Regions from separate parts of the Homo sapiens genome. Here region 2 is linked to region 1. Evidence: chromatin contacts called from ENCODE Hi-C or POLR2A ChIA-PET data. All regions are on one chromosome and are shown on one strand. The core of a region is the stretch at or near the end of the contact, and the rest is flanking DNA. Distances in the headings are between cores, read along the strand shown.

Region 1 (3,351 bases), core at 36-2,535:
ATTATACTATCTATATACTATAGTATATTATATTTTAGTATAATATATAATAGAATACATAATGGAATATTATATATTATCTATTATACAATTATATATTATCTAGTATACAAAATAATATATAATATAAAAATAATTTTTTAAAATTTATTATATATATTTTTAATATATTTTTAAAAATATTTTTATATATTTAATTTTAAACATTATTAAATGATAATATGTAATATTAAATACACCATGGAGCCTGCCTGTATATATACCTACTGTGTGTCAATCTCTTACTATGGGCCAGGTCCTGTGCCGCCCATTTTATGCAAAATGACCCACTTCAGTCCTCAGGACGCCCATGTAAAGTGGGTGCTAGTATTTATTCCATGCCATGCCCGCTCTCCAACCCCAATCATTGTTGCCTGCACACCTCAGGAATATTTTTGATTGTTTTACCTACTGCTATTTCTCCAACACCTAAAACAGTGCCTAGTTTATACAAATATTATATATATATATAAATTAATTACTTAAGATTTTTAGAGTCAAGGTCTTGCTCTGCTGCCCAGGTTGGAATGTAGCTGTGTGATCATAGCTCACTGACGTCTTGAACTCCTGGGCTCAAGCGATCCTCCCACCTCAGTCTCCCGAGTAGCTAGGACTACAGGCATGTGTCACCACACCCAGGTAATTATTTGTTGCTGTTTTTGAGACGGAGTCCCGCTCTGTCGCCCAGGCTGGAGCGCGGTGGCACGATCTTGGCTCACTGCAAGCTCTGCCTCCCGGGTTCATGCCATTCTCCTGCCTCAGCCTCCCGAGTAGCTGGGACTACAGGCGCCCGCCACCACGCCCGGCTAATTTTTTGTATTTTTCGTAGAGACGGGCTTTCACCATGTTAGCCAGGATGGTCTCGATCTCCTGACCTCGTGATCCACTCGCCTCGGCCTCCCAAAGTGCTGGGATTACAGGCGTGAGCCACCGCACCCGGCCTACACCCAGGTAATTTTTTAGTAGAGTCGAGGTCTCACTGTGTTGTCCAAGCTGGTCTTGAACTCCTGGGCCTAAACAATCCTCCAGCTTGGCCTCCCAAAGTGCTGGAATTGCAGGCATAAGCTACCTCGCCCTGCTGAGCCTGCGTTTTTAAGAGGTATGAGGCATAAGCGGGAATCTGGGAGCTTCATGTTAATGAAAAGTAAGGGACACCTGCAGAACTCGGTGCTGGCCCTGCTGCATGTTTTTCTTCCGGCTTGGGCTCCCTGCTGCTCACCTAGCGGTATCAGCACGCTGGGAGCATATCTGCTGACGCAGAGCTGCCTTGCTGTGTTTATTTTCATTTGAAAGTCAATATTCAAAGACTTGTTGCCCAGTAAGTCTGTTTGAACCACTGGGGGAAATCAAAAGGTTTCTTTCAAGGGGCGGCCTTTCACCTCTTATGGGTCTGGTTGACCTGTATCAGTCCCTGCTGCCCAGCAGAGACCTTCCTGCCTTTCGTTTTTCCTTTTTTTTTTTTTTTTTGAGATGGAGTTTTGCTCTGTCACCCAGGCTGTAGTGCAGTGGCGCGATCTTGGCTCACTGCAGCCTCTGCCTCCCGGGTTCCAGTGATTCTCTTGCCTCAGCCTCCTGGTAGCTGGGATTATAGGCACATGCCACCACTCCCAGCTAATTACCTTCCTGCCTTTCAGAGGCCCTGGCGTTCAGCAAGTATCGCATTGCACATTTGTGTGTGGGAAGACACCTGGGACACTGGAGTAGCTATTTCTGTTGTTTTGGCAGAGGAGGCTGCTACTGTGGTTTCCTCTGAGAGACCTACTGTGGTTTCCTTCCTTCCTGCCGCGTGCGCAGGACCTGCCCCGGAACTGCCGTGTGCGTGGGGCAGGTGACACAGGCCAGGATGAGGCTGTGGCCTTCCTGGAGCAAGTCCACTTTCCACTGACTGAGTACACTTACACAGCCTTCCTTTAACAGGCTCTCTGCCTGTGATTTGTGGATATGTCACCGGGACTCGTCCTGCGGCCTTTTGCTTCTTGCTTTGCTCGCGTTTGAAGGCACTTGCTATCTTGCCATCCTAGTTGGTAGGTGGTGGGTGGGAATCTTCCGCTGAAAGGGTCCCTGGTTTCTCTGAGCCTGGCCAGAGCCAGTTGCACAGCATCAGGTGATTCCCCTCTGTTCCCAAGGCCTCCTGAGGCTGATATGGCTCTTCTTTAGTCTTGGCCTATGACCCGCAGCTAATGGGAACTACTGTGCATCCATCCCTTACCATGGACCAGGTCCTGTGCCACACTCTTAACACAAAATGACCCACTTCAGTCCTCACGACACCCCCGTAAAGTGGGTGCTAGTATTTATTCCATGCCATACCCACTCTCCACCCCCAATCATTTTTGCCTGCACACCTCAGGAATATTTTTGATTGCTTTATCTACTGCTGTTTTTCCAGTACCTAAAACAGTGCCTGGCATGAGGCAGGAACTTAATAAACATTTGTTGATGACTGAATGGATTATCTGTTTAGAAATGACAGGATAAAGATCTCACCCCAGAGCCCAAAGGTGGAATCAGCCTTTGGGCCAGGTCGCTTGGACTCCAGCTGGAACCTGCATGCCTGCCACCCCTGCCAGGGAGGGAGAGACACGGGGTGTGATGGGGTCTGGGAATGCGGGGAGGCCCTCTTCCCGGTGCTCCTGAGGTGGCGGATGGCTCCCTCCTCCCTGTCCAGTTGTCTGCTCCTTCCCTGTCCCTGTAGCCTGGTGATGGCCATCCTGTCTGTGAGGCTGACTTCTGACTCGCCACTCTGGGCAATGGACATCGCGAGAGGACTTTGCTGCCCTGTGTTCCGGGTGTTGGAGGGTGAAGGAGGCTGCGCACGGGTCCAGATGCTGGGCTGTTAGAAGCTAGAGTGGATGGACCAAGAGTTCGGAGCTTGCTTGACCCTGAGGCAGGGGAGCCTTGTCCCTGAGACTTTGGGAGCTGAATCACAAGATCCAGAGTTGAGGAGGTCAAGATTGTTAAGGCCAAATGGTCTCCTTCCCTTTACTGAAAGTAAAGGAGGCTGGGGCAAGTCCAGGCAGGTGACGGTTTCTCCAGCAAACCTTTCTGGGCTGGTCATTGGCTGAGGGCCCTGGGAGGGGAGAGGAAGGTTGTGTGTGTCCCCCTGGACACAGCTGAGCCAGGAGCACTCTGAGTGTGAGCAGCTTGGGAGTCGCCGCTGCCTCTGAGGGGCCAGGAGCATTTTATTTCTTCCCAAGGTATCCTCTCATCTTTTCCTCAAGCTGTCCCTTGAAATACTTGGTTTGGCTGTGGAAAAATATTACTAATTACAATCACTTACATGAACAGGAACTCCATGCAGTAATTATGCAT
Region 2 (3,440 bases), core at 325-2,824, 7.7 Mb before region 1:
AAACACTTCTATAAAAGAAAAAGAAAGAAGAGAGAAAGGAGAAAAGAACAGAACAGAACAACACTTGGCCCAGCATGGTGCCTCACTCCTGTAATCCCAGCACTTTGGGAGGCCCAGGCAGGAAGATCGCTTGAGCCCAGGAGTTCCAGGCCAGCTTGGGCAACATAGGAAGATCCCGTCTCGAAAGAAAAAGCAAGAAAGCAAAACCCCGGGGAAGATATTAAATAATCCTCATAGACCAATTAAATGCTAAAACTTCCTATCAGGTTCATTAACAGTGTTTAAGAAAAAGACAAAATGTTCTCATGTACAAATTGAACTGCCTATCAGATTATTTTAAGATCTAGTTCTCCAGAATTCCCAAGAAAGTAGGACTCCTATTTGGTTTAGAAACGCTCAATATACTAAGAAACAAAACAGGGACATCTGGCACCGGCTCTATTCGTAAAGGCAACATTCTCTAACAGATTACGCTCACATTCAATTGTAAACTCCACTAACAACTAACAAGCTTCAGGTCAATAGATAACAACACACTGAGAGGCTGAGGAGGACAGATCACTTGAGGCCAGCAGTTTGAGACCAGCCTGGCCAACACAACGAGACTACTATCTCAACTAAAACTACAAAAAATTATCTGGCCGTGGTGGCGCGCGCCTGTAGTCCCAGCTACTCCGTAGGCAGAGGCAACAGAATCGCTTGAACTCGGGAGGCGGAGGTTGCAGTGAGCTGAGATCGCGCAACTGCACTCCAGCCTGAGCGACAGGGCGAGACTCTCTCCAAAACAACAACAACAACAACAACAACAACACATGAAAAAGAAATATAAACAGCCTTAAGATGTCCCCACCCAAGTGCTCAGTCGCACATAAACGCAGGCTGCACATGACATGCATTCAAGACACAATGCTGAGTTTGCTTGATACAAAGCTATAGAAGACAGGATCCCAGCTGACACCAGCAAACTTATTCTAGCTTTCAGGGAAACTCAGATGAAATGCGTCTTTGTGAAATCCCTACTCTAAACTCTCGATTAAACCTGAGCACACTTTGAACGCGACAGTCCGCTCCCTCCTAATCCTTAGAAAGCATTTCCTGCCTGCAAAACCTTTCTCCCGCAAGCCTTCTACAAACTTTTTCCGTTCTTTCAACCTACTCCACGAAGCCTTAAGCCCGCCCCTCACCTCCCGCCCCCTACACACACACACACACACACACACACACACACACACAAACACACCCCTCCCCACTAGGGAACCTCAACACTCTGCAGACGCCACTCCACAAGGACACGCAAAACACATGTGCCTGCAAACCCAGCCCCTTTCCACACCCCCCGGAAACGACACCCCCTTTCTCACACTCCGCACGCCACAGCCCATCCCCCTTCCTCCCCGCCCCCCCTTCACATCACCCCAGTCCTCCCACCCACGTTCCCGGGAACCCAACCTCCCCGCGCTCTCCGACTTGCCGAAGGCAGTGGGGAGGGGAAGCAGGAAGAAGGAAGGAGGGCTCAGGCCCGGCCTAGGCCTCTCAGACCGCCTTGGGAGGTGAGGGGGGGAGCCCGCGGGCCGTGCTCAGCTCCCGTCGGCAGCAGGGCCTCATCCGGCCCAGGCCTGCCCTCCGCCGCCGCGGCCCGCCCCGCCCGAAAAACACTCACTTGCCAGCCGCGGTCCATCGAGTCCCCCGCTACTGCCTCCTCCGCCGGCTGCGGCTCCGGTCCCCGGGTCCCCCAGGTCCGGCTTCTTGGGCCCGGGGGGCGGCCCAGCTCCCCCGCCCGCGACGGCTCCCGGCGGAAAGCCGGCCACGGGTGCACCAGCCAGAGCCAGGGGGACGCTGTTGCTATGGAGGCCGAGGCCCGGGGCAGCCCCGGCGGCAGGGTCCTCATGCAGGAACTGACACTCCTCCCCGTAGAAGCAAGTCTTATCCTTAGCGTAGTAGCGGCAGTACTTCAGCTTCACTCCTACCGCCGCCCCGCCGGGGACACCCCCGACCCCCGGCGGGGCCACCACCGCCACCGCCGCCGCCAGCGAGGAGGAGGAAGGGGAGGCGGCGGCCGAGGGGGGCGGGAGGCCGCCGCCACTGTTCATGGCAACGCCGCAGCCTCGTCTTCCGCCGCCGCCCGAGGAGCCGCCGCCGCCACCACCATAGACGGGGGAGGAAAGGAAGACGCTGCCGGTGCCGGATAAAAGCCTGGGCGGGTGGGTCTGTCCCGCTGCGGGAGCCGGAGCCGCCCGGGGAGAAGGGGGAGGGGAGAGGGGAGGGAGGAGGGGGTAGAAGGAGGGAGGGTAGGGGGAGAGTTGGGATTCTCTCACTCACTCTCTCGTTCTCTTTTCTTAAAGGGGCCGCGCGGGACGACGGGGTGAGCGCGCGGGCCCAGACGGGGACTTCGAGGGCGCGGGCAGGGGAAGAGGGAGCGGCAGCGGCAAGCGGGTGGGGAAGGCGGAGGGGCCGGTTTATTTTTAAATTCTGCCTCCACTCGCTCTCTCGCGCTCTGGTTCCTCCGAGTTGTTTATTCCATTTTCCTCTTCCTGAGACGGCCGTCGCCGCTGCGCGTGCGCGCTGAGACGCGAGGGCTTATGGGTAGCGGGAGCGCTAGGGGAAGCCTGGCCGGCGTCGGGCCCCCGGGGGCATCCGCGAGCTATCGGCGGTTGGACCGGCGGCTCTCGGTGGGGTTCCGGACGCGGATCTGGCGCCGAATTCTCACGAGACCTGATACCTTCCTTATTTGTATATTCTCTTACTTAAAAAGCCAGATGTCTTTTTTTTTTTTTTCATTGAAAAGAGAAAATTGACAAGGTAAACGGTCGTTTGGAGGGGCCACCTGGGGACGCGGCCCGAGCCCTGGCTCTACCTGAAGAATATCTTCTATTTGCCACACTTCCTCTCCCCGTTTCCTTTCTTCGCCCCTCTCCTCTTTCCCCTTCCCCTCGAAGGTAATGAGAACTACTGGACCGATTACGCTAACCTCTTGGCCCTTTGTCAAAAAATGGAGCCAAAAAGGTTGATTTAGACAGACCCCCTGCTCAGTGCAGCACCTGTTATTCTCTGTATTTATATTACCAAGGGCCTTCGGTAAATTATGAAAAATAGGATGCCACCTGGGACAACACTGCTTAGACAGCACTGGAAGACCTTTATAAATATACTAGGTTGCTTTTCTCCAATCAGCCTAGCCTTGATTTGAAATTCATTTTTATTTTTTTTGAGACGGTGAAATTCATTTTTAAAAGATAGTTTTAACCTCAGCGATCTCTGATGTTTGCGCTAATACCCTTTTAAAGGCTTTCAGAAATTTTAAAGAATTGCTATGAAAGGAAAAGTAACATTCTAGTTTTTCTCTGTAAAAGAGGTTCACAAACGGCAGATCGCTGTTATGAAAAGGAGGGGTGGAAGTATTTAAGGAATTGTGGCAAACAAAGTCACAGAAGAATGGATAT

The links. A loop is a pair of places that touch in the nucleus more often than their neighbours do. ChIA-PET counts read pairs that join two places held with the same protein, here RNA polymerase II (POLR2A).
Region 2: a map of naive thymus-derived CD4-positive, alpha-beta T cell shows a loop between it and region 1 (10-fold over the local background). The contact joins the promoter of PAN3-AS1 here to the enhancer-like site in region 1. A Hi-C loop is called at or near these places in 1 of 168 maps with a recorded cell type or tissue (naive thymus-derived CD4-positive, alpha-beta T cell). POLR2A ChIA-PET finds 5 or more read pairs at or near these places in 1 of 52 experiments (naive thymus-derived CD8-positive, alpha-beta T cell).

Annotation. Positions count from the first base shown.
Region 1 is chr13:20,474,510-20,477,860 of GRCh38, reverse strand. All of the region lies in intron 3 of CRYL1 (crystallin lambda 1), which reads left to right. Among named protein-coding and RNA genes, the nearest start is that of MIR4499, 42 kb to the right of the region's middle. RefSeq lists enhancers at 1,436-1,485, 1,556-1,755. Within about 2 kb of position 1,285, at least 9 of the 41 ENCODE cell types and tissues checked have a DNase peak (open chromatin) inside an H3K27ac peak, as active enhancers do.
Region 2 is chr13:28,137,308-28,140,747 of GRCh38, reverse strand. PAN3-AS1 (PAN3 antisense RNA 1) reads left to right here and starts at 1,574. Exons shown (of 2, transcript NR_029383.1): 1 at 1,574-2,201; 2 at 2,343-3,440. PAN3 (poly(A) specific ribonuclease subunit PAN3) reads right to left here and starts at 2,203. Exons shown (of 19, transcript NM_175854.8): 1 at 1,661-2,203. The coding sequence starts at 2,090. RefSeq lists an enhancer at 1,162-1,456 and silencers at 1,539-1,938, 1,979-2,058, 2,249-2,358.